Regions from separate parts of the Homo sapiens genome. Here region 1 is linked to region 2. The links are chromatin loops, found by intact Hi-C in ENCODE. Cell type or tissue: mammary epithelial cell. All regions are shown on one strand. Each heading gives the region's core, and the rest is flanking DNA. Links, peaks and the distances in the headings are about the cores only.

Region 1 (10,998 bases), core at 1,283-9,282, 540 kb before region 2:
GAGCAGCTGTTACTCAAATGACCCAAATGCCAGGTCCAGGCAGGCCATAGGGATGATGAAGTGTGCTGGGGAAGGAAGGCCGGGGGGCAAGGGTGGAACTGGGGTGAACTGAAGAGTTCCAGCAATTACAATTGGGAGGAGGGGGCCCGCCTTGCCAAGGCTTCTATTAATGGTTCAAGAAACACTGGATTGTAAAAAACATAATGTTTCTGCATGTGTGCAACACTATGTTGGCCAACTAAAATGCATTTATGGACCTGATGGGGCTGTAGATATTCTGTTTGCCATAAACTGTATCCATCCATTTCTAGCTTTTCTACTTTAGTCACCAAAAGGCTGTTTTCCTGAGACGAATGGGTGTGCCAACTGAAGCAGTGGACGACATTGCTTCTTCAAAAATAGCTCCCACATTTATTCGTGTACATTTACACAAACCTTCAGTTAACTGGTGCAGTCTTTCTTTCTTTTTTTTTTTTTTTTCTGAGATGTAGTCTTGCCCTGTCTCCCAGGCTGGAGTGCAGTGGCGTGATCTCGGCTCACTGCAAGTTCTGCCTCCTGGGTTCGAGCGATTCTCCTGCCTCAGCTCCTGAGTAGCTGGGACTACAGGCGCCTGCCACCACACTTGTATTTTTAGTAGAGACGGGGTTTCGCCATGTTGGTCAGGCTGGTCGCGAACTCCTAACCTCAGGTGATCTGCCCGCCTCAGCCTCCCAAAGTGCTGGGATTACAGGCATGAGCCACCATGCCTGGCCAACTTTTTTAACTTTTAGAGATGTCCTCCTATGACATTAGTGAACTATGTGTAAAGTGCTTTTTGCTGGCAAACTGAACCCCAGGAACAGACAAGGAACAGGAACCTTCTGTGCGAGATAGGCTGCTGGAGGTGAGGCCGGGTCTGTGTGTGGCAGGAAGGCTAACTCAACACAGGCTGCCTTTGTCCCAGGCTGTCAGGGAAGTGGACTTTCACCTCCTTGGAAGCATGGGCACTTAACAAATAAACAAGGGTAGGGTAATAGCACTAGTTAAAGTCGCCAAATGTGGTGACCTGGGTAGGGGTGGGGTGGGGGAGTTAGTGGCAGAACCAGAGCAAAGTTCCACCTGAGCCCAGGATGGAATTTCGGGCACCACTGATGTTTGCTGACTGTGATTTGCCGGGCCCTGACTGCTTCCCATTCTTCTGGTGCCTTCTCTTGTTACCTTTGAGTTGGTGGAAGCAGAGAAAACATTCAATCCCTTCTTGTTTCCAGATTGCAGGGGAGCATCCCTGTAGGGAAGCTTCTGTGTGTTTGATAGTCTTTTGCCCTCCTCAGTCCTGAATGTTTGGAAGCGCAATGCAGGGCTGCTGGGATTTGATTCCAGCCCTTCTGTCTGCGGTGCCTGACGGGGCTGAGCCTCCCGCCAGGGAGGTGCTAAGTGCTTCCTCTTTGTTTGCGCTTGCTGCAAAGCCAGGCTGACGGTTTCTGCTGAAAACACTGCTACAGCTGTACTCGGGTTTCCAGCGGCTTCAACTTTCTGGGAGCTTTTATGTTTTGTCTCTGTACACAGACTTTCCTCCTTTGCACCATGGACAGTCTGGCTGGGCCCTGCGCTCTGCACCCAGCAACTGTTGTGAGATGGCTTTCTTTTCTATATAGTTTTTTGAAAGACATTTATTTATTTATTTTTCTACCAACGATAAAAGAATATTCCGGTATACTTGTGGTCAAAAATTTTGAAAATATTAAAAAAGGCATAAAAGTAAGAAAGAAGAATCACTTCCAGTGACACCTTTCAATGGCCACTGTGAATTCTCCCCTCCCTTTCTCCCTGTCTGTCTGGTTTCAACGTATTCCATATGGGTAGGAACCAATTTCTGCTGTGGAATAAATGGCTAGGTAGAGAGGTGTCGGTGGGCCTTTTTTCTTTTCAACTCTTGTGTCAACGTCAAGCCCCTCCTAAATGGGCAGAGCCTCGATCACCCTCTTGCCAAAAACACACAGGAACCCATAACAATCCTCAATCCGGAGCAATAGGACTTCTGCAACACTTTTCCCCCAAATTCAAATCTCCTTTGAAGAGCCTAAAGCTTAAAGGCATAAGCTTAACCCTGGGCTATGTGGGAAGAGGCAGTCTGAGAAAAACTTCACACGCCAGCGAGCAAAGGCCATCGGAAGTTACGTACGCCAGACTCAAAACTCAGGGTTCTACTTTGTTCTATAAGAACGCCCAGAAAGGAGAACTCCCATCAAGGTAGAAATGTAAAGCCGAGAACAGCGCTGAGCACTTGGGTGTAACTCAGGGACTGATCCTGCGGTGGCCCGTCTCTCCTGAGAGCCCACCTCCCGCCTGAACCAACCCTTTTTTCTGTTTGGTAAAGGCATACACATCTTATATTGCTTTGGACACACGGTTCTTACTCTCTTGCAGGCTTAGCAGTTGTTTCACAAGTCTGCTCTCCCTATTTTTGTGTGGTTTCTTTCTTGTTTGACTGAAATCATATGCAAACAAAGTCGAAAGTGTCTGTTATCACCCTGATGGCTTCTGCAGCATTGTCTTGCTTCCCCTCACCCCATTCACAGTTCCCAGAGAGCCTGGCAGGTGTCTCGGGGCCCCAAGATGAGTGGTGCCCGTGCGCCGCGACCCCAGCCCAGCGTAGCCCAGCCCATCGCTCGCCTCATCCAGGCCTGGGGGACCCAGTGCGCTCGTCATCTCTCCACCTTTCCTTCCTTGTCTAAAAAGGCCATCGGGGAGTTCATTTTGGTGGACAAGGATGTGAAGATAAAAAAGAAAGGTAAAATCTACAGCCTTAACGAGGGCTACGCCAGGGACTTTGACCCTGCCGTCACTGAGTACATCCAGAGGAAGAAGTTCCCCCCAGTAAGTGAGGGCCCGGGGAGGGTGGTGCAGGTTCTGGGCATCTGGCACCAGAGGCCGTTCTGGAGGCAGGGGCATCCCCCGGAGATGAAAGGGATCCTTGGGATCGAGGGCCTTGGGCCTCATGTGGGGCTCCTGAGCAGTGTGGAAATCTATTGGTTGATGACTTACCCTAAAGGTGAAAGGAAGCAGGGATGGAGTGGATTGGGCTTCCGTCTACACTGAGCCCACGATGAAGTTCTCACCTCAGTACTGGAGACTGGAATTCTCACCCTGAGACATCAAAAATCAGTCTCCATGTCAGCCTTTGCTACTTTCTCTTGGCAGAAGAAAATTAGGATAATAAAGTTAAACAAATGAATGAATTCATGGCAGTAAAACATCTTCCCTTCTGGGGTCCATGGTCCCAGATGGGATGAAATGTGGTTCCCCCACTCAAATGCCCGTCAAGTGGTGTCTGCCCCTTGCTAGGCCTGCCTGAGGTGCATCTATCAGTTATCTCGAGACCGAGAGTGCCCATCGTGACATCTCCCTAAAGAGGTTACAAGCTAGTGAATATGAAGAGAAGAAATGGCTGTGTGGAGCTTGCTCTATATGGAATATCTGATTTTGTCCTTTCTTTGTTTAAAAGCCATCGATGGCTGCTGTTTGCTAGAGATGAAGCTCAAATGTTTGCAGGACGTTCAAGGAGGCCTCAGATCTGCCCCAGGCTTTCTCTCCAGCTTACTCATCTCTCCTTTCACCTTATCCTGGATTCCCCTCCTGCCCCCAAGCTCCGCACACGCACACCCGAGTCCCACAGGCTCCTCCTCCAGGACCATATCCCTCTCCACATTGCTAAGCAGACACTTGTGCAGTTTCCTCTCCTGTAAATTACACACTGCCTCCCACCCCTGCCCGGTTCCTTAGCTTGGTAACAAACTTTCTCAGCCTTTAAGGTGTTACTAAATGGTACAGTTTCTGTAATGCCTGCCTCAGCCCCATAACCAGAATCAACCATACCCTCGTTGGGGCTTCTGTGGGCAATCTGACCTATTGTGAGATGATGAGAGGCTGTCTCCATTTTTCCATTTTCTATTTATTGGGAACAGGATTCTCATCACATTTTTTAGCACAGCCCCAAATACATACCTTGTAGGTGCTCGGTGAATGGATGTGGAATCAAAGAAACTTAGGAGACACCAAGAAAACTCTCTTTCTTATTTTCTGCAATCCTAATTCTTGCTGGTCTTAACTTGCAGGATAATTCAGCTCCTTATGGGGCCCGGTATGTGGGCTCCATGGTGGCTGATGTTCATCGCACTCTGGTCTACGGAGGGATATTTCTGTACCCCGCTAACAAGAAGAGCCCCAATGGAAAGGTAAGGGTGTCCCCTGGAGAGGGAGTGAGGAGCAGATTTCACTTGCAGCCCACGCGATTTAGTTTAGGAAGAAGAAAGGTTTTGCTAGCTATTACGCTCCATGCTAGGTTGCTACGTGTGTCTGTAGCATATTCTTTTGTGGATTAAAGGTAAAGCCAGACGATATCAACTAAAGATAAAAATAGTCTCTTGAGAGCCCTTCCAGTGCTATGGCAAAAGAGAATGAACGGTCAGGACGAGGACTGAAAGTCCTTAGGGCTTCCAGTGGATACAGGGCTTGGCTGGGGCAAAATGAATTCCATTCATAAAGTGAAATGAAACAACCCAGCCTCACTTCCAAGGCAGCGAATCAAATGTGTATCCTCAGTAGAAGTCTTCTTTGATTGCTTTCAAAAGGTGTAAAACAGAGGTAACTAGTGAGTCAACATCCACTACTTGGAAAACGATACCTTTTAGGGGAGGAAAGAATCTCTGGGGAAACCTAGAGCTTTCAGGTGAGCCGTCACCACCGACTCACTAGTCCAAGCCCATGGTGTTCCCAGCAGGCTGCAGGGTGGCTGTGCTCCCTCACGCTCGCTCAGAGCTGCCCTGCTTTCCTTCTGCCAGGGTGACAGTGTGCTTCCTTCCCAAGTATTGTGTCCTTCTTATGTTTTCCCAGTGGACAGATGGCTTTTTAGGCAGAGTCTTACTCGTCGCCCAGGCTGGAGTGCAGTGGCGCGATCTCAGCTCACTGCAGCCTCTGCCTCCTGGGTTCAAGTGATTCTCCTGCCTCAGCATTCTGAGTAGCTGGGATTACAGGTGCCCGCCACCACGCCCGACTAATTTTTATATTTTTAGTAGAGACGGGGTTTCACCTTGTTGACCAGGCTGGTCCTGAACTTCTGACCTCAAGTGATCCACCCGCCACAGCCTCCCAAAGTGCTGGGATTACAGGCATGAGCCACCACGCGTGGCTGCCTTTTTTTTTTTTAATGCAAGAGGAGAACAGGAACAACAGTTCCCTTAAACACAAAACCTATGTGTTTGGATGTATTTGGGTCTGTTTGCAGCATGTGGCATCCAGAATGAAGGCATTTCTATTTACTGAAACCATCATCCAGCTGTAGCTGCCTCGGGCATATCAACCTGTGTGGTTAGCCTGCTTTCCAGCACTTTTCTCTAAAGTCCCCCGAAATTGTTCCTGAACACAAATATTGAGGCTCCTTCTTTTTTTTTTTGGTTTTTCAAAACTAGCCATGACACCTATGTGGAAATAGACTCAGGAAACACCTGCAGAAAGCTGTCGCTCAGTAGGCAGACTGCATGAAAAGGCATACAATAAAAAAGTTAATATTTAAAGGTGAATGCCAAGACGTATAATACACTGAATTCCAACCCAAAAGCCTTCGGAGAATCGTAAAAGGAATGCACACAGAGTTGCAAACAATATCACACTGTTTGGAGGAGCCGGTCTGCTTTCCAGATGTCTGTAGCCAGACACCACCATGGATTTTTTTTATTGCTTTTAGAATAGGCGAAGCTCCATCCAACACACACAGAATCACTCATTAAGTCCAGTTTCCATGGTATAAAGAGAAGGCAATGATCGCTTCTGCCAAAATGTCATTCTGTCCAGTATGCAGGTGGTCTGTCTCACATTTGCATCAGGTAATCTATTGCTGGCACTGGCTTGATGAATGGTTGAATTTAACCAAATGGTTAACTGTTTTGTCTCAGATGCAACCTGGGGTGGGAGGAAACTTTTACAGCCTCACAGGAAGGAAAAATACAGTATTCGTTCCCTTGGAAACTCCCACCAGCTCTGCATGTTTTGCTGCAGAAAAGTCTCTTTTTTACGCAATACCTTCTGATACAAGGAGGCCGCTACCCGGTCTTGTTTTCCAGCTGAGACTGCTGTACGAATGCAACCCCATGGCCTACGTCATGGAGAAGGCTGGGGGAATGGCCACCACTGGGAAGGAGGCCGTGTTAGACGTCATTCCCACAGACATTCACCAGAGGGCGCCGGTGATCTTGGGATCCCCCGACGACGTGCTCGAGTTCCTGAAGGTGTATGAGAAGCACTCTGCCCAGTGAGCACCTGCCCTGCCTGCATCCGGAGAATTGCCTCTACCTGGACCTTTTGTCTCACACAGCAGTACCCTGACCTGCTGTGCACCTTACATTCCTAGAGAGCAGAAATAAAAAGCATGACTATTTCCACCATCAAATGCTGTAGAATGCTTGGCACTCCCTAACCAAATGCTGTCTCCATAATGCCACTGGTGTTAAGATATATTTTGAGTGGATGGAGGAGAAATAAACTTATTCCTCCTTAAAAAAAAGTCTCCCTTGCTTTGTGTCAAATAATAATGATGATGACAATAATAACTGCTGATGCATATAACATTAGATAACTCATTTAATCTTCACAATAACCCAATGAATCAGATACTCTGAATAATCCATTTTATAGATGACAAAATGGACGAGGAGAGGTGAAGTAATTGGCTCAAGGCTTCCAGCCAATGAGTGGCAGAGTGGGGACCTGAATGCAGGCAGCCTGGCCACTGTGAGCCAGCATACGGCTTCTCCTTCATGTCGTCCCGTTCAGGCCTGGCCCATCATTCCCCAGCCTTGTTCAGGATTGCAGCTGAGGAACCATGCAGCCTGAACATGGCGACTCACGCCCTCCTAGAAATGGGGGAGCTAATGGCTTAGTGGTGGTACCTGCATGTGACCCTCTGGCCTCCCAAACATGGATGTAACCATCTGAATCCCAAGTGAAAGTTTACTGTTTACCCAGTGGTGATTTTTCTTTTTCTTTCTTTCTTTCTTTCTTTTTTTTTTTTTTTTTTTTTGACGCGGAGTCTTACTCTGTCTCCCAGGCTGGAGTGCAGTGGCGCAATCTCGGCTCACTGCAACCTCTGCCTCCTGGGTTCAAGCGATTCTCCTGCCTCAGCCTCCCGAGTAGCTGGGATAACAGGCACCCATCACCACACCCAGCTAATTTTTGTATTTTTAGTAGAGACGGGGTTTCACCATATTGGCCAGGCTGGTCTCAAACTCCTGACCTCATGATCTGCCTGCCTCAGCCTCCCAAAGTGCTGGGATTACAGGTGTGAGCCACTGCGCCCAGCCACCCAGTGGTGATTTTTCTATAAAAGCACGGCACTTAACTCACAAAGGCTAATAGTTCCTACAGTCTAGTTACCATAAGAAAAAGGATTCACTACAAGAACAGGGTTTAAGGAAATGCAATTTGTTGCAAGCAAGCAGGCTTCTCACTAAACTCTCTATAGAAACAGTTTCTCCCTCCGCTAACCCTGGTCTTACTGGACCAGAGTCCAAGATCGTGGCAAGCTCTGTCAGGCACTAAGTAACACCTGTGGCCCTCCTTGAGCTCTAGATATAAAATGGATCTATCCATATGATTCCACTTGGGAACTGAAAACATGTGTGTATGTGAATCCTGCTTCTTCCCCTCCAAACACTCCCCATTCATTTCACATTTTCCCAGCAGGAAATTGATCTTGAGCATTGGATCTGCTTCTGCCCACTGACCAGACAGACCCAAAGCCAATATTTCTCCACTCCAGCTGGGGCTGCCCTCTGGGAAAGTCCCCTGACGCACAAAGCACCTCTTGAGTTTTAAACTTCTTGTAACTCAGCTGGCATCTGGTTCTCAAAGCATGAAGGGAGAGAAATATGGTCTGGGAGCCTTTTCCATATATATATCAGGGTGCAGTGGCTCACACCTGTAATCCCAGCACTTTGGGAGGCCAAGGCGGGCGGGCGGATCACAAGGTCAGGAGATCAAGACCATCCTGGCTAACACAGTGAAACCCCGTCTCTACTAAAAATACAAAAAATAGTTGGGCGTGGTGGCGGGCGCCTGTAGTCCCAGCTACTCAGGAGGCTGAGGCAGGAGAATGGCATGAACCCGGGAGGCAGAGCTTGCAGTGAGCCGAGATCACACCACTGCACTGCAGCCTGGGCGACAGAGCGAGACTCGTCTCAAAAAAAAAAAAAAAAAAAGAAAAAAGAATGAGGGTCTTTGCAGATCTAATTAAAGTAAGGATTAAGATGAGATGAGCCTAGATTACCTACATTAGGATGGGTCCTCCTCTGAAGCCATGCATTTTTGTACAGGTTCATGACATGGCAGGAGCCTGGAGGCCTAAGCCACCGCCATGTCGATGTCAGCCTGGGACCAGAAGGAGAGACAAACCTTTGCTGTGCTAAGCCGTGGGGATTTCAGGTTTATTTGTTGCTGCACGATAACATACGCTATCCTGACTAAACTAGACCAAGCTTGGCAATATTTTTAACCTCTCTGAGTCTCCCTTTCTTCATTTGCAAAATGTTAATTGTAATATCTATTGTAGTCAAGGCCATTTTCATCGTAGGTAACAGAAACCCATTTATTCTGCTAAAGCAGAAAGGCAATTTGTTGGAAAGCTTCAGGGGACTCTCATGAAACCTAGCACCCACTGCTTTCCTAACCCCGAGGACACACCCTTAGTCCGTCCTGGCATTGTCAGCCAATCCACTGTGTCTCCATGTCTCACACCAAGTTCCCCGGAGAAAAAAACCTGACGTCTTAGCTTGTGTCCAGTTAGCTGCAGCCATAGACCCGGGTCATATAAGACAAACGTGGCCTTGGGTTTTCTTTTTATGGGCAGGGCACGCCTCTCTCTTAGATGGGGATCGTGGGCTGAGCAGATACCCTAAAGGGTCTGCCGTGCTGGAAGCAGAAATGCTGAGGTTTCATGAAAGAGCGTTTGTTGAGATCACTGGAGACGGGGCATGGAAGGCATTCTAACAGAGTTTTGCTAACAGAGAATATGCTCTCAGCTAGTACTGTAGAGTCACAGTCCAGATCCTAGACTTCAGGTGGGGGCCCCGCCCTATGAACTGCCCTAAGACTGCCTTACTGTTCAGAGACTCTGTTTGTCCTTACTACTTCCGCCCAGGCCTGTGAGGGCCTTTCACCAAGCACAGCAAGCCCATAAATAGCTCTGTGATCACCAATGCATCAGTGGCGCTGAAAAAAGCGTGAGCTGGACGCTGCCCCCCCCTTCCTCTGGGCCTTCCAGATGCCCCGTGTGTCCACGCTGTTGTGTGCCCTGAAAGAACTTTGGCATTTGCTGAAAGGTCACCAGCTGCAATTTCAGATCATGTAGGTAACTCGAACTTCCAACATTTAAATGTAGCTGAAAGGGGCATGACAGCTGCACAGGTGCCAGCCTGGGCTGGAGGGTGGCAGAAATAGCAGGCCCTCCCTTGGATCCCTTTACGGGGGGAGCTGACTTATACATGGCACTGGCCAATCCCCCTCCCTCCTGATCCCCAAATTATCCAGGCTTCTGCTCATCCTTGACACCCACAGTGCCGGACAACCGGCGCCTCTCCAGAGATCTGCTCATAACACTGGCTTGTTTGTTTCACTTCCAATCTGTTGTGAACAGATATGTTAATAAAACATAATAAGCCGAGCGCAGTGGCTCACGCCTATAATCCCAGCACTTTGGGAGGCCAAGACAGGCTTATCACCTGAGGTCAGGAGTTTGAGACCAGCCTGCCCAATATCATGAAACCCCATCTCTACTAAAAATACAAAAGGTAGCCAGGCATGGTGGTGCGTGCCTGTAGTCCCAGCTACTCGTGAGCTGAGATGGGAGAATCACTTGAACCTGGAAGATGGAGGTTGCAGTGAGCCGAGATCGTGCCACGGCACTCCAGTCTGGGCAACACAGCGAGACTCTGTCTCAAAAAACAAAACAAACAAAAAGCATAATAAAAATAATTACAGGAGTGGCTAATAAGCACCTGCTCAACATCACTAATCATTAGGAAGATGCAACTACTCTAAGCCACAGTGAGATACCACCTCACACCCATTGGGATGGTTACTGTAAAAACAAACAAACAGAAAATAACAAGTGCTGGCAATAAGGTGGAGACCCTGGGACTCTTGCTCACTGCTGGGGAGTGTGAAATGGTGCAGCCGCTGTGGAAAATGGTGCAGCAGTTCCTCCAGAAATTAGACAGACAATTACCATATGATCCTGCAGGTCCACCTCTGGGCACATCCCCGAGAGAATCAAAAGCAGGGCCTTGAACAGATGTTTGCACGCTGTGCTCATGGCAGCATTACTCACACTAGCCCAGAGGTGGAGGCAACCCAAGCGGCCATAGAGGATGAATGGGTGAACAGACTGTGGCGTGTCCATACCAGGGAATGCTGTTGAGCCTCAGAGAGGAGGGAACTCTGACCCATGCCACAGCATGCGGGGATGGTGAGGACATTGTGCTGAGTGAAATAAGCCAGTCGCAGCAGGACAGATACTGTATGGTCTATGAGGGACCCAGTGTAGCCAAATTCATAGAGACAGCAGAATGGCGGGTGCCAGGGACTAGGTGTTGGGAGGGGGAATGGGGAGTTCTTGTTTAATGGGTACAGAATTTCAGTTTGCAAAATTTGAAATTGGGATTATGACTATAATTGGGGTCTAGAACTGTTCTATCATGCAAACCCCCATTGCCCTGTCCCCTCCCCACACCCCTACCCCTGGCAGCCATGAGAGTTATCTGTCCCCACAGGTTTGCATTCTGGAGAGTCCCCTACAAATGGAATGAGACTGTAGATACTCGCTGGAGACCACTGCTGTCACTCAGCACAATGCCTCTGAGACTCGCCTAAGTGCCACACGTGACACTAGTGTTTGTGTTGTTAATAGTATTCCATTGTGGCCGGGCGCAGTGGCTCATGCCTTTAATCCCAGCACTTTGGGAGGCCGAG
Region 2 (10,998 bases), core at 999-8,998:
GATGGTGTAATAATGGATTAGAATTGAAAGTATTGGCCAGGCGTGGTGGCTCATGCCTGTAATCCCAGCACTTTGGGAGGCAGAGGCGGGCGGATCACGAGGTCAGGAGATCCAGACCATCCTGGCTAACCGGTGAAACCCCATCTCTACTAGAAATACAAAAAATTAGCCGGGCGTGGTGGCGGGCGCCTGTAGTCCCAGCTACTCGGGAGGCTGAGGCAGGAGAATGGCGTGAACCCGGGAGGCGGAGGTTGCAATGAGCCAAGACTGTGCCACTGCACTCCAGCCTGGGCGACAGAGCGAGACTCCGTCTCAAAAAAAAAAAAAAAAAAAGAAAGTATTGGCTGGGCATGGTGGCTCACGCCTATAATCCCAGCACTTTGGGAGGTTGAAGCAGGCAGATTACTTGAGGTCAGGAGTTCAAGACCAGCCTGGCCAACATGGTGAAACCCCGTCTCTACTAAAAAAATTAGCTGGGCGCAGTGGCGGGTGCCTGTAATCCAAGCTACTTGGGAGGCTGAGGCAGGAGAATTGCTTAAACAGAGGAGGCGGAGGTTACAGTGAGCAGAGATTGCACCACTGCACTCCAGCCTGGGAAACAGAGCGAGACTCTGTCCAAAAAAAAAAAAAAAAAGAATTGGAAGTACCAAAGTGAACTTGTGGTTTTCAATATATATAGACAGAAACAGAAATAAATATACAGTTGACTCTTGAGGTTTTAACTGAGCTGGTCCACTTATATGCAGATTTTTATCAACCAAAAGGTACTGAAAATACAGTATATGCAAGATGCAAAACCCTTTAGTATGGGTGGGTACCACAGAGGAGACTGTGAGACTTGAGTATGCATGGATTTGGTATACCGGGGGTGGGAGGGTCCTGGAACCAATCCCCTGTGTACAAGGAGGGATGACTGTACCCGTAAAAATGGACAGGTACATATGTATATGTATGAACACATATTTCCCAGCTTTGTCCCCTAAAAGGGGTTGGGAATCATGATATACCAGTAGTAGTGAGCATACCAGATCTTGGTTATATTTCCTACTAAAAAGAACCAAGGCTCCTTGAAGAAATGGCTGATTTCTGGGCCAGGGCAAGAAGAGAATAAAATGAGCTGGAAGATCTTGCTGTGCCAGAGAGTGAGGAATATAGGAATGGTGGGGACATGTAAAATGGACATTGTAAACAGCTTGATGGGGTTCTTACTGTCCAAATATGGGGAAACTGAAGCATCCAAATAAATCATAGTAAAGGATTACAATCCACTGAACAAAATAGGAATCCACGCTAAATAAATAAATAATCGAACAAATAATGGGAAATTCTTCCTTACACTAGAATGCTAACTAATAAAAACAGAAGGAATAATGAAATTAGAAAATCTCCAGTTATCGGAGGGTTGGGCAGGCGAAGAAAATCTCCAGTTATCTATCACAGTAATAATTAATTCAGGCAAGAAACAGCAATAGATGCTAAAACTGCTAGGTAAAAGTTGGATGTGGAACAGGATATTTACGTAGTCTGAAATCATCTCTCCTTAAAATATTAACTATGAGGGGAGAAAGAATAATTTATAATGGATAAACTTTGGCAGACACCACTTTACTGATGTGATCAAACTAAACATAACCAGTGACGGGGCAAAATGACATCTTGTGTTATCTGTGACCCTTCTACCAAAAATGCATAATCTCAGTCTTATCATGAGGAAACAGCAGACAAACCCAAACTGAGGAACATGTTACAAAAAAAAAATTGTCTATAATCTTAAAAAATGTTAAGGTCATAAAGGTCAAGAAAGGAGTGACTAGGGCCTTTGAAAGGGATTTAAAAAACATTACCAGAATCATTTTCCTATTAAAGGATATTATTGGGACTGCTGACAAAACTTGAATGGGGGTCTCTGAGTGAACAGAATGTAGGAGTTCTTTTGTGTGCTTTTCTTGTACCTTTACTGTAAGTTTGAAATTATTTCAAAATAAAAAAATTAACATCACAAAAAGCAAGACAATCATACAGCCTGGGCATCCTGAGGGAGGAATATAGCACTGCCCATGAAACAGTCTTGTTAATTAAAAAAAATCTGACTAGACTCTACATCTATCTACCAATTTATAGAAAATATCATGTCGATATTATCAGCAAAATACAGGTTGTGGCAAACTCCACAAGGCAAAAAAACCTGTTTTCTCCAACAAATAAACTGTAAGGAAAAAGAGACAGAGGGAAGCCCAAGTTTAAAAGAGATTGAAAGCCGGGCACGGTAGCTCACGCCTGTAATCCTAACACTTTCAGAGGCTGTGGTAGGTGGATCACCTGAGGCCAGGAGTTTGAGACCAGCCTGGCCAATATGGCTAAACCCTGTCTCTACTAAGAAAACAAAAATTAGCCAGGCATGGTGGCGCATGCCTGTAATCCCAGCTACTCGGGAGGCTGAAACATGAGAATCGCTTGAACTTGGGAGGCAGAGGTTACAGGGAGCTGAGATGGTGCCACTGCACTCCAGCCTGGGAGACAAAAAAGAAAAGAGATTGAAGCTAAATAGCAACCAATTACAATGTATTGACTTTTTTTGGATCCCAATTCAAACAAATTATACACACACAATATATACATGTATAATTATATCTATGGTATATCTATAAGACAATTAGAAAATTGAACACTGTTTAGATATTTGATGATATCAAGTAAATAATGTTGATTATTTGAGGTATGGTAGTAATAATGTGGTTTATTATTATTATTATTATTTTTTTTTTTTGAGATGGAGTCTCACTCTGTCACCCAGGCTGGAATGCAGTGACATGATCTTGGCTCCCTGCAACCTCTACCTCCCGGGTTCAAGCAATTCTCCTGCCTCAGCCTCTCGAGTAGCTGGGATTACAGGCATACGCCACCATGCTCGGCTAATTTTTTTGTATTTTTAGTAGAGATGGGGTTTCACCATATTGGCCAGGCTGGTCTCGAACTCCTGATCTTATGATCCACCCACCTCAGTGTCCCAAAGTGCTGAGATTACAGGCGTGAGCTACCGCGCCCAGCCAATGATGTGGTTATTTAACAAAATGACGCGATGCCTTGAGTTTGCTTCAAAGTAATACTGATGCAGGGAACTGAGTGAGAGAAGTGAGTGGCTGAGATTGTTAAAGCTGGGTTATGGTACATATTTGAGGGATGATGCATATATGGGGGATGATACAAATATGGGGATCTTTATTTTATTCTGTATACTTTTGTGTTTGAAATTTTCTGTAATAAAAGTTTTTTTATTTTTTATTTTTTAATTTTTTTATGGCCGGGCATGGTGGCTCACTTCTGTAATCGCAGCAGTTTGGGAGGCTGAGGCAGGCGGGTCATTTGAGGTCAGGAGTTCAAAACCAGCCTGGCCAACATGGTGAAACCCCATCTCTACTAAAAACACAAAAATGAGCCGGGCGTGGTGGCATGCACCTGTGGTCCCAGCTACTCAGGAGGCTGAGACAGGAGAATCTCTTGAACCTGAGAGGCGGAGGCTGCAGTGAGCCAAGATTGCATCACTGCCCTCCAGCCTAGGCAACAGAGTGAGACGCCATCTCAAAAAATAAAAAAAAAGTAAATTTTTTTTAAGTAGTAGAATCAAGATTTAACTCTAGTTCTGTCTCACTCCACAGCTACTTCTTGATAAGTTTTCTGTTTTCCTTTAAAAATAAATACTTTATGTATCCCCCCAATTAAATTTTCCCATGAATCATTATATAACATTTAAAAAAATACTTCCCATCCACAAACATAATAAAGTATAACTATCTTTATAGATGAGATATGCTTTAATAAAATTAGCTATAAAGCAGATGTTATTTGTCTAGATTTTTTCCTAATTAAAAATTAGCTGCATTTATACTAAGAGGAAAATTTTAATTAAAAAATGTTTTTTGGAAAGGTAAAAATCAGCATACCTAGTGGATCACAATACAGGTGGTACAACCTTCCTGGGGGTATTTGGAAATATGCCGGGTTTTTTCATTGTCACTGGAACCTGGGGATGCTACTGGATTTAGTGGTAGGGGTCAGAGATGCTATATGTCTTAGGTGCTCAGAGCTCTCCAGCACAACAAAGAGTTGTCCCACCCGCAAAGCCAACAGAATTGCCATTGAGAAACACCAACTAAGAGGTAACATTTACAACAGAAGAAAGAAAAGGGAAAAAGGTTTGTCTGACTCAGACTTGTTGGCTGAAGAGTTACTCAGGGGGAAAGAAACATTATTCTAGAAGGGAAGCAGCCACTAGACATCTAGAAGGGAAGCAGCCACTAGACATCATTCTTGTGTTTGTTTTAGACAGTACTTCTTTCTAAGACCAGGGAAACTAACACATTAAGTCTGGCACCTAGAAGCTGTCCACAAATGGTAGTTACCAGTAGTATTAGTGCCTCTAGGGCCAAACACAGCAAAGACAGATGAAGGAGTATCTACAAGCATACGGAGTTTAGACAAGATGAGAAGTGGGAAACAATGGTTTTCTTGATGAGAGAGAACGCCCCCTGGTGGAGTGGTCAGATTCCAGCAAGAACACAACAGAACTGACTTGTTCCTAGCAAGTGTTGAACTCAATACCTTTAGTTAGACCCTTACTCCTTTACTCTTCTTCCTATCATCTAATCCATACTTAGGGGAGAAATCCTTCAAAGTTCTCCATACAGTAGGACTAAAGTGAAGGTGGGCAAAGCCCCAAGGGGGCAGTTAGAAAATACTGCAAGTGGTACTGCCAAGAGAAATTACTTAACATCTCCCTTGGCTAACTGCCGGTGGTGGTAGCAAGACCAGCAATATCTAAAGCAGAAGCAGGGAGGCTCCCAGCTCAGAGCTTGTGATGGTCAGGACGAGTAAAGGGCAAATGTGGTAGTAAGAGTTCAAGTCACGACACTTGTCCTTGCCTGGGGTGTCATATAAAAAGCAAAATGGCATGGGAGAAAAGACACTGGGAGAAGTAGGGCTGGAGTGCTTCTGGATGTGCTAAGTGGCACTTACAACTAATGAAAGGAGAACAAAATTAAAGTTTGATTCATAAGTAGGCCTTTGATGATAGGAACAAATGCATAATCTCAGCTGATGATAATTATGCAGGAGACAAACACTGTTTGCAATACTCCTTCTTAAAAGGCCAAGGCCATTATTCAGGATTTTGAAAAGGAATTCTAACAGGCCAAGATGGTAAGGCAGTAAGTAATACTTGCAACCTGGGATTCCAATATGAAGAAGAGAGCCTTTTCTTTTGTGTCCATTCATATAGCTACTTTTATTAAATGCCAGCTTGCACAGAGAGACAAAAAGTGTATTAAAGAGACATTACCTTTCATGTTTGCAACACACTCGCTGTTATTCACCAAGGTAGAATATGGTTGTTCATTCTGAGGCAAGACTCCTGCAGCCATGGTAGTCTGTTGGAAAAAAAATTATTTTTTGAAAGTTTGCCTTGGGACAGTCATTTATTAATCACCCAAAATATGGCTAGACCTTTGTTATCCAATGCTGCAGTCACTGGCCAAGTGGCAGATACTTGAAATATGGCTAGTCAGGTTGAGATGTGCTGTTAAGTGTAAAATACACACAAGATGCTGAAAATTTAACACAAAAAATACAATGTAAAATACCTCAATAATTTTTACATTAATTACACATGCTAAATTTCATGGCTAACAGATTATTGTATTGCTCAAATGATACAGTTTCCATTGAGAAAAGTTAATTAAATCTTCTTAGATGTCAAAAAACCAAAAATTATACTTATTAAGTTATTTCTATGTGCCAGACACCAGTATTAAGTCACTTTTTTCTAAAAAGAACTCTACGAAGTAGCTATCATCCCCTATTTTAAAGGGGTAGAAGTCATGTCAGTAGGATTAACACACACTAAGTAGTAGGGTGGTAGTTAATCCCATCTTTCAGCTTCCAGTTCAGTTTTTTCAATTAGTACACAGCTGCGGATGAAAGAAATTCTAATAAAGATGATCTCAACATTTTTGAGCTTCCAGATAAACAACTGTGTAATTCAACTTTGTAGTTCCTAAGTGTACCTCAATGTAAATATTGATGAAAACAAAACTCAGTTGTGGAATTTTATAAATGACAAAACTATTTCCATAAAATGCAAGCACATAACCCAGAAAAGTTTATGGAGTTGACTGTGATACAAGATAAAATAACACGATTCAAACGTTTTTTCTAAATAATGATTTTAATAATTTTCTTGGCAAAACCATGTTTACGGTTTGAACATCTATTATTGGGAGGTCAAATATTATACTTTTATTAGCTTATTAAATGGCTATGAATTTTATTTAAAGGCAATAAAAACTTGTTGAAATTCTTGTACCAATAAATCTACAATGGTAATTAAATCCAGCCCTAATTAATATTTTTCTTTGGTGCACTGGATCATTCCTCTGAGAAAAAAGTCACTTCTCAAATCTCAGTGATTCTTTGAGAATTTCAAGTTCACTAAAATTTTACTTCTAAAAGCAATCTTTATACGCTCAAAAAAGTACAAAATTTAAAATCTAAAATCCTATTTGATAAAGCTGTTTCCCTTCAAAAGAAATACAGGAATTAAAATCACAGGGGTGATCTAAAGTGAAATTAAAAAGAATGCTTCCTGAAATATTAATAATGTCACACACCAGGTATCATACTAATTAATGCAAAATTTTATAATGTGCATAGTATTTCAAATGAACGTTACATAAAGACATTAAGTAAAGGGACTAATGGAACAAGTTGTTCCAGGAAATTCATTAGCAAAAACTTAATTTGAAAGGATATCCATTAAGATTAGACTTAGATAAAACATTTTTTACCATATTTTAAAATTTGGACTATTTTCTTAAAACATTTTGATGAGAAAAACAATTATCACCATATTAGAATCATGGAATTTTGGAGCAGCTGGGACGCTAGCCCTGGCTATTTTGTATATAAGAAGTTATGAACCATGTCCCAGAGAAGGTCCTGCCTTGTCCCACATGATACAGCATGGAGAGTGACAGAGCATGCTGGTGACAAACTTGGACCAGTCATCACTTTTTTTGTGAAGCTTTCCCTGCCCTCACTCTTTGCTCTTCAGCTATAATGTAATGAAACATGTATACCTGACAGTCTCCCCTGTAGACCATGGGGTCATGAGGATGAGTTATGACTGGTTCACCTTTATGTCTCTAGAGAATGGAAAAGCCAGTATATAGGTACCCTCGTGACACAACTGTCAAACTGAAATGGACCATATTAGACTGAGTTCCTTGAGTCTATTCACGTCTTATTTATCTCTGTATCCTAAAGCCTACCGAAAACATGTCTAATATGGTTTGGATCTGTGTCCCCACCCAAATCTCATGTCAAATTGTGTTCCCCAGTGTTGGAGGTGGGGCCTGTGGGAGATGACTGGATCATAAGGATGGATCCTTCATGAATGGTTTTGCATCATCTCCTTGATGTTGTGGTAGAGTTCTCATGATATCTGGTTGTTTAAAAGTGTGTAGCACCTCCCCGCCCTTCCTCCTGCTCCTGCTCCCACTTTGCCTTCCACCATGAGGCCTCCCCAAAAGCAGATGCTGCCATGCTTCCTGCACAGCCTGCAGAACCATGAGGCAATCAGACCTCTTTTCTTTAGAAATTACCCAGTTTCATGTATTTCTTTATAGCAATGCGAGAATGGACTAATAAAGATACTTGAAAATGTGGAGGCAGCTTTGGAACTGGGTAATGGGCAGAGGTTGGAAGAGTGGGAAGGGGTCAGAAGACTGGAAGATGAGGGAAAATTTGGAACTTCCTAGAGACTTGTTGAATGGTTGTAACTAAAATGCTGATAGTGATATGGAAAGTGAAGGCCAGGCTGAGGAGGTCTCAGATGGAAATGGGGAATTTACTGGGAACTGGAGCAACAGTCACTTTTGTTAAACCTTGGCAAAGAGCTTGGCTGGATTGTGCCCCTGCCCTAGGTATCTGTGGAACTTTGAACTTGAGAGAGAATTTAGGGTATCTAGTGGAAGAAATTTCTAAGCAGCAAAACATTCAAGAAGTCACCCGGCTGCTTCTAAAAGCCTATGCTCATATGCATGAGCAAAGACATGACCTGAAACTAAAACTTATATTTAAAAGGGAAGCAGAGCATAGAAGTTTGGAAAATTTGCAGCCTGGCCATGTGGTAGAAAAGAAAAGTCCATTTACAGGAGAGCAATTCAAGCAGGCTGCAGAAATTTGCACAACGAAAAGGAAGGCAAGTGCTGATAGCCAAGACAATGGGAAAAACGCCTTGAAGGCATTTCAGAGACCTTCCAGGTAGCCCCTCCCAACACAGGCTCAGAGGCCTAGGAGGAAAGGATGGTTCTGTGGGCTATGCCCAGGGCCCTGCTGCCCTGTGCAGCCCCAGGACACTGCTCCCTGCACCCCAGCAGCTCCAGCTGTAGCTAAAATGGGCCCAAGTACAGTTGAGGACACTGCTTAAGAAGGTGCAGGCCGTAAGCCTTGGTGTCTCCCATGTGGTGTTAAGCCTGCAGGTGCACAGAATGCAAGAGCTGAAGCTTGGGAACCTCCACCTAGATTTCAGAGGATATATGGAAAAACCTGAATGTCCAGGCCGAAGCCTGCTGCAGGGGCAGAGCCCTCATGGAGAACTGCTACCAGGGCAGCACAGAGGGGAAATGTGGGGTTGGACCCCCTACACAGAGTCCCCACTGGGGCACTGCCTAGTGCAGCTGTGAGAAGAAGGCCACTGTCTTCCAGACCCTGGAATGACAAAGTCTCCAGCAGCTTGCACCCTGTGTCTGGAAAAGCCATAGGCACTCAATGCCAGCCCATGAGAGCAGCCTTAAGAGATGAACCCTGCAAAGCTACAGGAGCCGAGCTGCCCAAGGCCTTGGGAGCCCACCCTTTGCATCAGTGTTCCCATGGAGTATTTTGGAGCTTTAAGGTTGAATGAGTGCCCTGCTGGGTCTCAGACTTGCATGGAGCTTGTAGCCCCTTTCTTTTGGCTGATTTCTCCTTTTCGGAATGGGAGTATTTACCCCATGCCTATATCCCCATTGTATCTTAGAAGTAACTAATCTGGTTTTGATTTTACAGGCTCACAGGTGGAAGGTACTAGCCTTGTCTCTGATAAGACTTTGGACTTTTGAGTTAGTGCTGGAATGAGTAAAGACTTTGGGGGTACTGTTGGAAAGGCATAAGTGTATTTTGCAACGTGAGAAGGACATGAGATTTGGAGGGGCCAGAAGTGGAATTGTATGGTTTGGATCTGCATCCCCACCGAACTCTCATGTGGAATTGTAATCCCCAATGTTGAAGGTGGGGCTTGGTGGGAGGTAACTGGATCATGGGTGGGGGCAGAGTTCTCATGAATGGTTTAGCATGATCCCCCTTTGGTAGTGTATAGTGAGTGAGTTCTCATGGGATTCAGCTGTTTAAAAGTGTGTAGCACCTCCCCCTGCCTTCCTCCTGCTTCTGTCATGTAAGATGCCTGCTCTTGCTTTGCCTTCTGCTATGAGTAAAAGCTCCCTGAGGCTTCCCCAGAAGCCGATGCTGCCATGCTTCCTGTACACCTGCAGAACTGTGAGCCAATTAAACCTCTTTTCTTTATAAATTACTCAGTCTCTGGTATTCCTTTATAGCAACGGGAGAACAGACTAACACAATGACTATTTAAAAAGTATATGTTGAGTTAATTGTCCTCTTCTGGGTTACAATTATGGACTACTTTAAAGACTTATTTCTAACTAATCCTTCAGAAACTTTAAGTTGTAAGGAACCTCAGAAGTTCCTCTCGGAGAATCCTAACCAAATGTGAGCACACTCTCCACAATATCTTTGTCTAAACAGTAACAGTGACATCATTACACAGCTCTGGTAGCCAGAAAGCTTTTTATAATATTACCACTCTGTAATTTCTACCCACTGGTCCTATTTCTGCTCACACAGAACAATACACCCTTTCTTCCATATATCTAAAGCTAGTGATCATGCTCCCCTCACTTCTGATATATAGCTTCCCAGATGATACATCAGCAGTTCCCTTTACCTTTTGTCATAAGTAATGTTTCTAGATCTCCTCATCAGCTTGGATGCTCTTTTCTATATATATACTCTATAGTTATTAATATTCTAGTGCCCAGAACTGAAGTCTAGTCCCCAGATGTGGAACAATCATCAAAAATCAAAACAAAACCAGTCACCTTCCTTATCTGAAAAGTTTATGTGGCTTATTATCACATTAGCATTTTCAGCAATCTCAAGACACATCAGGATACAACAACAGTCAAAGAATAAAGCTGGTCCATATATTTTGATGCTAAAAAAGATATTCATTAGGGATAATTAAACATATATGAAAGTTTCAAGTGAATAAATGGTATAGAATGAAAAATAAAAGTCTCCACCTTCTATCCCCCCAAGCCAAGTTTTATCCCACAGAAGTAGACCATTTAAACTCTCACTTTAGTTATTCTGGGGCTGGGGGTAATAATCACTATACTTAGACCTCCGGTTCTTATGCTACCGTCTTTAAACCATACTACTGAATTCCTGATTTAAAGATGAGGAAACTGCCTCATTTACCATACTTTCCATCATGCCAACCTTCCCCTATTTAATACATCAAAATATTTGTCTTCTGATTATCTCTGTAATTTTAAATTCTGATTATCTTTGTAAATTTTAAAGGTGAATATCCTCTAACCAATCTCTTGTTCTATCAATTTTAAACAGTATCTTGATTCCCTCTATGTAAATTAGTTAACTTACACTACTGTCCACTTTATTTTCCCCTCCACTTTCAAGTTCTGCCAACCATACCATTTTTATATGAAGATTTTTAACTTTTAAATTTCAGTTAATCTATAATTTCCTCAAGCTTTGTCTGTAGGCTTATTCTAAATGTGAGACAAAATACAATTGTTATTACTATCATATATAATACATATACACATATAATCTGTGAACACATACTTTTTTTTTACCATCTTGTAT

Evidence for each region. Hi-C counts contacts between places; a loop is a spot of excess contacts. Peaks named below come from ENCODE experiments on the same cell type or tissue, not always from the same donor. Only the 100,000 strongest peaks of a DNase experiment are listed, where the experiment ranks them.
Region 1: a loop joins it to region 2, with 21 times the contacts of the local background. A loop is called at or near these places in 4 of 110 quality-filtered maps.

The regions. Positions count from the first base shown.
Region 1 is chr9:94,598,673-94,609,670 of GRCh38, reverse strand. It overlaps FBP1 (fructose-bisphosphatase 1), which reads left to right. Exons shown (of 7, transcript NM_000507.4): 5 at 2,719-2,856; 6 at 4,095-4,214; 7 at 6,099-6,538. The coding sequence ends at 6,290. Among named protein-coding and RNA genes, the nearest start is that of FBP2, 10 kb to the right of the region's middle. RefSeq lists an enhancer at 1,125-1,626. In mammary epithelial cell, for the core only: a CTCF peak has its summit at 6,212 (motif pointing right); a DNase peak (open chromatin) is centred at 6,200.
Region 2 is chr9:94,059,159-94,070,156 of GRCh38, reverse strand. It overlaps a transcript of PTPDC1 not described here. Among named protein-coding and RNA genes, the nearest start is that of PTPDC1, 20 kb to the left of the region's middle. In mammary epithelial cell, for the core only: a CTCF peak has its summit at 4,527 (motif pointing left); a DNase peak (open chromatin) is centred at 4,486.